Linked DNA regions of Homo sapiens: region 2 is linked to region 1. A link is a contact called in ENCODE Hi-C or POLR2A ChIA-PET data. All regions are on one chromosome and are shown on one strand. Each heading gives the region's core, a stretch centred on a gene start or an enhancer-like site at or near the end of the contact. The rest is flanking DNA. Distances are from core to core; before and after follow the strand shown.

Region 1 (3,489 bases), core at 484-2,983:
TGCATAATAAACATTTGTTTTTTTCTATGGGTGTAAGAGTCCTAGAAGTCTTTTAAAATGGAAGTTGCATTGAGTTTAATGGGAATCTTAAGCATTATAAGGTGCCACTCAACTTTTGAAATTAAATCATGAGTTCTTTGTGTCATCAACACTAAGATTCTAGGTTTTTGTTTTTTTTAATTTCTGGGTTTCTTTAAAGATGATAGGGGCTTAATATTAGAAAGGAAGCTATACGTTCCAGGTTGTTAGAAAGTTAGTTGCTAATATGAGAAATTAGACTGCTAAATCCACCTACCTAGTGTTAACCACCCATGCCCCCCTGTTAACCAGCCTCATTGTCTGTTACTTGAGACTCTCTGCAGTAAGAAGGTTGGATCTAGAAAAGTCAGTCTCCTCTTTTGTGCACATGTTTTCTCTCCTTCTGTCTCTAAAAAGACATATGCTGAATTCTGGAAGCCGCAGTCCCGTAAGATTAGTATTGGTTCTTAGCAATAGGTTATTTAGCTATTGATTATACTTTTCCTAGGTTAAGATGGCCTTATTTATTTTTTCTGGTAAGATTTCCAGACTGATGGAATAAAGAACTTGATATATTCAGCTAACATTTATCACTTACAGCTTGCCTCAAGGAAGGTGGAAAGTGAACCCAGAATACTATATTTTAAAGCCTCCTTGGGCCTGCAATTTTGAGTAGAAGTTGAGTGATGGGAATGAAGACATTCTGGGCAGAGAGAAGCAGGTGCCAGAGTGCAGGGCAGAGAAGAGGAGGCTTGCTTAAGGAAAGGCTCTGTGGTCTGGCACGCAGGTGGTTGCAGGAAGTGCAGGAACAGAAGCTGGTAGATGGAGCTGGCTCCTTTAGCCAGTGTTTAACAAGGTGAGTGGATGGGACTGACTGACCAATTTCATTTGTAGGGTGAAAAAGAGAGAAGAGTGTAAAATGGCCAAGGTGTTCTAACTTGGAATCTAGAAAGGATGAAGACTTTCTCTTTGGGGCCGTCAGAACAGGAGGGACTAGGAGTAAGCCAGAGGGTGTGAGTGGCTGCATGAGGATACCGTTGGGACATATTGCTTTTGAGGCGTCAGTGGGACACACAGTGGCAGTATCTAAAAAGCATTTGGATACACTCAGCTTGAACACAGGAGGGAGGCAGCGGCTGGGTGGACAATTCATGTAGACAGTAAATAAAGCTATGGATTGGAATGAGTGAGCTTAGCAAGAACATGTAAAGAAAGAGCCAAGGGCTGAACTTACAAGAAGTTTCAGAGATTAACAAAGGCAGAGAGGGAATGAATGAAGGTGAAGAAAAGGAGTTATAGGTTTTAGAAAAGAACCTAGAGACAGTGGTGTTCTGGAACCCGAGGGAGGCTAGTGCTTCAGGAGGGGACAAGGAAGGAGGAGGCAGGAGCAGGGAGGAGAGCCATCCGAGTTTGGTGAGGCCTGGTGAAGAGTGTCCCCCTCAGTAGGAATTGGGGGAAAGTGACAGGAGTTGCTTACTCAACAACTGCTGAAAGAAAAGAAGAAAGCGAGAAAGGAACAGTTCCTTTATGTATTCCCTCAACAAACTCGCTGCTGTGGTCCTGAGCACAGTGGAATGTCTGTGGCTGTGCTAGCCTCTTTTGTGGGTGATTGGTCACTGGGGAGCTTCTTTTGCACAGGGATAGGACTCAGACAGTCCCCACTGTGACATCAGCAGGTCAACATGCTCCAGAGGTGTGTTAGTTCTGAACTTTTAGCTCTGACTTAGTAATTGCTATTGATGCATTTTTCAATTAAGAGTGAAAGGAGTTAGACTCGGAATTTAGTCAGTGGGCTCCAAATTAAACTTGGGTACATGATCCTTGTGAAAAATCACTTTAACTTGTCAGTAGTTGGCAAACATACAGCAGTGGTTTTTCTGGCTGTGCCTTTGGCTGCATACTAACTGAACAGCAAGCTGTGTCCACTGATTGAATGAAAAAAAAATAATGATTTTGTGTTACAGGGACCTTTTTACAATATGCCAGAGGGACCTACTGGAGTCTCTTTAATCTTGAACAATGCTTGTTTCTTGCAGAGGCAAATTATGCAAATCAGTACTTAGTGTTCCATAATCAATCAGGTCTTTGTTGGAAGTGTTGTGAGTGCCAGCAGAACAGAATTTCTATCATCCTGGGAAGGGTGAGGGGGTTTGCAAGTCAAACCACTGCTGTGATCAGCAAAGGACACTTGCCGACTGCTTTGAACTCTCCCCACAGTCAGAATGCGGTCGCTCTTTGAGAAGAATCCCATCATTTTGTACCAGGGTTTTTGTTGTACAGTATATCGTGCTTTGGGTAATTCACAAAACACCCACGAAGGAACAGCTAGCAAGGCTGTTCTGTGGGTGACACATAAAAACAAAGCTGGGCCTGCCGCCTGGGATGGCAGCTGGCAGCCATGCTCCCAGAGCTCCCTTTGTGTGGAATCTGCCTAGAGTGCAGTGTTTCAGAATATTCCTGGACTCAACTCATCTGTAGTGCATATGTATGCTTAAAAACAATCTCATTTCAGCTTCCTCCTGCACAGAATGGTGAACCTTTATTAATCCTTTGATTCCAGATCAAAAGAATCAGAGAAATTTTTAAAGTCCTTGGGAAAAAACTGCTGTTTTTGAGAGGTCCTGTTATTACTGCTGCTCTAATACTTGTGTTGCCATCTAGTGGATAATGGGAAGTATGTGGCTGCCTTAGTATGTTTGGAGTTTATTGTACCCTATTACTGATTCTTGAAGGGGATAGAAAATCAATTCAAAAAGTTTTTTAAAAAAAGAAAATCCCATGTGGAGCATTAAATAGTTATTGAGGAGCCACTTTGGGCTAGGCAGACGCCTCAGCAGCTTATGTCAGGGAGACATGAAAACAATTCAAAACTCAGAAGATGGTGACATCTCTGCAAGGGATGTATTTGCAAGATGGATCCTTAACCTGGCCTCGAGTTAGCAGGGAAGCCTTTAGGAGGTGTGACACCTGAGCAGAGCCTCACGCATAGGAGTGAGTCAGAAGACAGGATTGGGAAGCAGGGAGGGCTTTGCGTCTGGAGACAGCAGCAGAGCGTAGGGCACTGGCGGGCCTTGGGCATGAGGATGTGGGCTTATCCTGGGTTAAAGGGGAAGGTAATGTACAGTTTTAGTCAAGGAAGTATGTGGGAAGATTCACCCTTTTTGATTGTTTAATAACATGTTTTATCTGATTATAAGGATTTTACGTAGTAACTGTAGAAAAATTTTAAAGTGCAAAAAGTATGAAGAAGAAAGCAGTCTCCAAATCTTACCACCTACAATCATTGATACCTTGCCGAGCAGTCTTTTAGATTCCCCTCTATGTATGTATACAGCTCTAGGTGTGCATTTCCTATGTTTCACGCATATGGGTCACACCATACATGCTTTGGGCAACCTCTGTTTTGTCTCAGTTTTTCCCCACTAGGTAATATGCTTATGGGACTTTCATCCATGTTAGTAGTTCCTGGTG
Region 2 (3,489 bases), core at 350-2,849, 460 kb before region 1:
CATGACATCCAGCCCCCATCCCATCTGATACGGTTTGGCTGTGTCCCCACCCAAATCTCATCTTGAATTGTAGCTCTCATAATTCCCATGTGTTGTGGGGGGGACCCAGTGAAAGATAATTGAATCATGGGGGTGGTTCCCCCCACACCGTTCTTGTGGTAGTGAATAAGTCCCAAGATCTGATGATTTTATGAGCGGTTGCCCTTTTCACTTGGTTCTCTCAATTTTCTCTTGCCTGCCACCATGTAAGACATGCCTTTTGCCTTCGGCCATGACTGTGAGGCCTCTCCAGCCACATGGAACTGTGAGTCCATTAAACCTCTTTTTCTTTATAAATTACCCAGTCTCGGGTATGTCTTTTTCAGCAGTGTGAAGATGGACTAATACACCATCTCTTTCAACTGTCCTCCAGCCTCCTGCCTGCCCTGCTATGGCACAGCCCCTGCCTCTGCTGCTCATGGGCCTCTTTAGCTCATCCTCCCGGCCCCCAGCCACTTCCACCCTACACTGGGCTCCAGGGAGGTGAGCTTACAGGCCAAGGCAGGCCACCTGGATAGCCCATGGAACCCCTTCCCTACCATTCCAATAATGCTATTTCCATGCACAGTTGCACACATGTGTGACGGTGTGTGTATGTGTGTGGGGGGGTGTATGAGAAAGAGAGAGAGACAGAGAGAGAGAGAGAGGTTTTATCCAGAGGAAATTAAGTCTCCCCATGATCTGCAGTGCCCAGACCTGGTCTGTTCAGTTCAGCTATCTAAGCTGCAAGTTTCTCTATGAGCAAAATGGGGGAAATAAGACCTAAAACCTAATTAATAGAGTTAATACATGCAAAGTGCTTAAAAGTCCACCTCAAATGTTCAAATAATGCTCACTGGCTAGTTTTATTGTATGATTAGTGCACAGATTTGTTGTTTCAATTAAATGAGATGCTATGTACAAGGGACAAAAACAATGCCAGGTAAACTGGAGCTGCTCAATGAGCAGTTGATGTTAATTTTAGGGATAAATGCTCAGGTCCAAAAACTTTGGGTTGATGACCCCAGGCAGAGTTGAAGTAGCCAAAACTCCCTCTCATTGGCCTGCATCAGAAGGTACAGGGTCAGGGATAGTCAAGAGCATTAACCAACCTGTGCTGAGTGCCTCTGTTTGCATTGCTCTGAAATTACTTAATATCCATAATATTAGAGGATGAACCATTTAATTACGCATTTCATTTACTCTCCACTACTCTTGCCCCCATCTGAAAGAGGAGGAGGCTGAGGCACAGAGAGACTAAGTAATGTGTCAAGATCACACAGCAGGTGAGTGTTGAAACTCTGCACAGGGCACAGGGCAGAGCTCTTTCTCTCAGGAAGCAGAGCTGGTCTTTGTGCAGAATCAGTTCTACCCAGCCATTCACTCCGAGAGGCAAAAAGGGGCAGCTGCTGGACCATTTGAAGTCCCCAACCCATGTGATAGAAATGCCTCAGCTGCCCACAGCCTGCCAAAACAGACCTTCACGTCACGGGCTGGTTCCCTCGCACACGGAGTCAACCAGCCTGAAACCACCATTGCGAATCTGTTTCCTGTTTTGACAGCTCACAATCCACCGTGCCACTGCTCTTTCACAAGTCTCCTCTGCCAGCCAGGCTGCTTCTGAAGCTCAGTCATGCTTTTAATAAAGGGCCGGCGGGGGAAATCAGTCCCAGGGAGCACTGCACAAATGTACGGGCTGAGAGGCTGCCGTTCAAATGTGTTCATTGTCCACAGACTCCCCTGGCCTCCAGGGTGCAGAGGCCTTCAGCCTCCACCAGTTTCTCAACCCCACTCTGAAAGGCAGGGGGTGATGAGAAGCATTGCTTGTGGCCTGGTCCCTCATGGTAAAAAGCTGGTAGTATCACACCCCCACCCCACAACCCCTGCCTCAGCCTGGCTGTGTGTGTGTGTGTGTGTGTGTGTGTGTGTGTGTGTGTGAGAGAGAGAGAGAGAGAGAGAGAGAGAACTTTCCAACAAACTCAAGCTCTGCCACTAACTAGCTGTGTGACCCTAAGAAGTCACTTATTTTTGGAGCTTAGTCTTCTCAACTGGAAAATGAGGGGCTTGGACAACAGTGATGTTTTCAAACCCAGAAGAATCCTAGAAATTTCTGGTTGTGCTTGGCCGATTTGAAAATCCTGGGTTTGATAAAAAGATAATTCGGTTCTAGAAGCCATCACCATTGTCAGAATCAACATTCGTTGAGCCTGGTGGGGTTCAGGATGTTGCCCTGAGAGCTGGGGTACTGAGAGGTATTATATCATTTTGTTCCATGCCAAATTGCTATTGCCTTAATAGTAGCTTCAGTTAACTGATAAAGCAATCAAATAGCAAGTATTTAGTGCCATCGTGGGCCAGGGAAAAAGCCAGAACCAACCTGAACTGTTCCCTGGGTTCAAATTCCACAATATTGCTGAGCTCAGAGCCCCATCTGTAAATTGTGGATTCTAATGCTTCCCTCTGAGTTTGTGAGAACCAAGGAATTGACATTTGAAAATGCTGGACACATCTGTGGTCGTCAATAATATGCCAATTTCTCTTTCCCCCAATTATCAAAGTTTAGGGGCTAGACTGTGCCACAGAGAATAAAGATAAGAACTTTTGGCTTGAAGAACTGTTTTATTTGGCTGAAGAGAAAAGACAAACACTGAGCGTGGCTCTGCAAGCCTGCTAGGGATTTTTGAAGAAAACATTTACAATCTATCTATAGAGATGAGTAATTACTCCTCAAAGCAGGTAAAACTCTGGCTTCCCAGGGCGCCTCACCTAGATATTTTTCTAGAGTTCCCCTTTGGAAACCACTTTTAAAACCAGAGAAATGTTTTTCAAATGTATCACTGTTGTTGCCAATTCATTCATTCATTCATTCATTCATTCACTCAGCAAATATTCATTGGAATAAGTACTACATCTTAGTGTTTGAGATACCACTAGGAAGTGCAATTGTAAATACGATGGTAAAGCCAGCCCTCAGTGTCCACATGGGACCCATGGGTACTGAGAGCTGATTAGAAGATATTTGAGCATCCATGGATTTTGATGTCCTCGGGGGTCCTGGACCCAATCCCCCATGGATACAGAGGGCCAACTGTATTCCTATTGTTATTTTATCATGGATGCTGTGGTTGTTGCTTTCATTACTTTTGATAATGATATCCCTGTTCTAAAGCAGCCGATAGCCTGGATTTGATTAATTTTAGCATCAGAAGTTATTTGGAGCTAAGTATAGCAACTCAAGAAACCTATGACGTGGGGTAATAGTAAGAATGTCTTCACAGTGCTTTCTCATAATATGCTTTTCCATCAAATCATTTACTGTATCCTGGTAAGACCTCTATTAAAAAGGAGCTATTTCTCCTACTATACAGAGAAGAAAAATAAGGCTCAGAGAGAGAAAAGATCTTGTCGAAGTTCACATAGCTAAAAAGTAGCTGAGCTGCCATTAAAATTTAGGTCCCTGACACAAGTCAG

The links. Hi-C counts contacts between places; a loop is a spot of excess contacts on that map. ChIA-PET counts read pairs that join two places held with the same protein, here RNA polymerase II (POLR2A). Pooled maps may share reads with other maps.
Region 2: a map of psoas muscle shows a loop between it and region 1 (7-fold over the local background). The contact joins the enhancer-like site here to the promoter of STX18-IT1 in region 1. A Hi-C loop is called at or near these places in 1 of 168 maps with a recorded cell type or tissue (psoas muscle), 3 of 37 single-sample maps with no recorded cell type and 8 of 50 pooled maps. POLR2A ChIA-PET finds 5 or more read pairs at or near these places in 1 of 52 experiments (activated T-cell).

Annotation. Positions count from the first base shown.
Region 1 is chr4:4,479,944-4,483,432 of GRCh38, reverse strand. STX18-IT1 (STX18 intronic transcript 1) reads left to right here and starts at 1,733. Exons shown (of 4, transcript NR_126434.1): 1 at 1,733-1,828. The region is part of intron 1 of STX18 (syntaxin 18); the gene reads left to right.
Region 2 is chr4:4,942,226-4,945,714 of GRCh38, reverse strand. The region is part of intron 2 of LOC101928306 (a long non-coding RNA gene); the gene reads right to left. Among named protein-coding and RNA genes, the nearest start is that of CYTL1, 75 kb to the left of the region's middle. Within about 2 kb of position 1,599, at least 6 of the 41 ENCODE cell types and tissues checked have a DNase peak (open chromatin) inside an H3K27ac peak, as active enhancers do.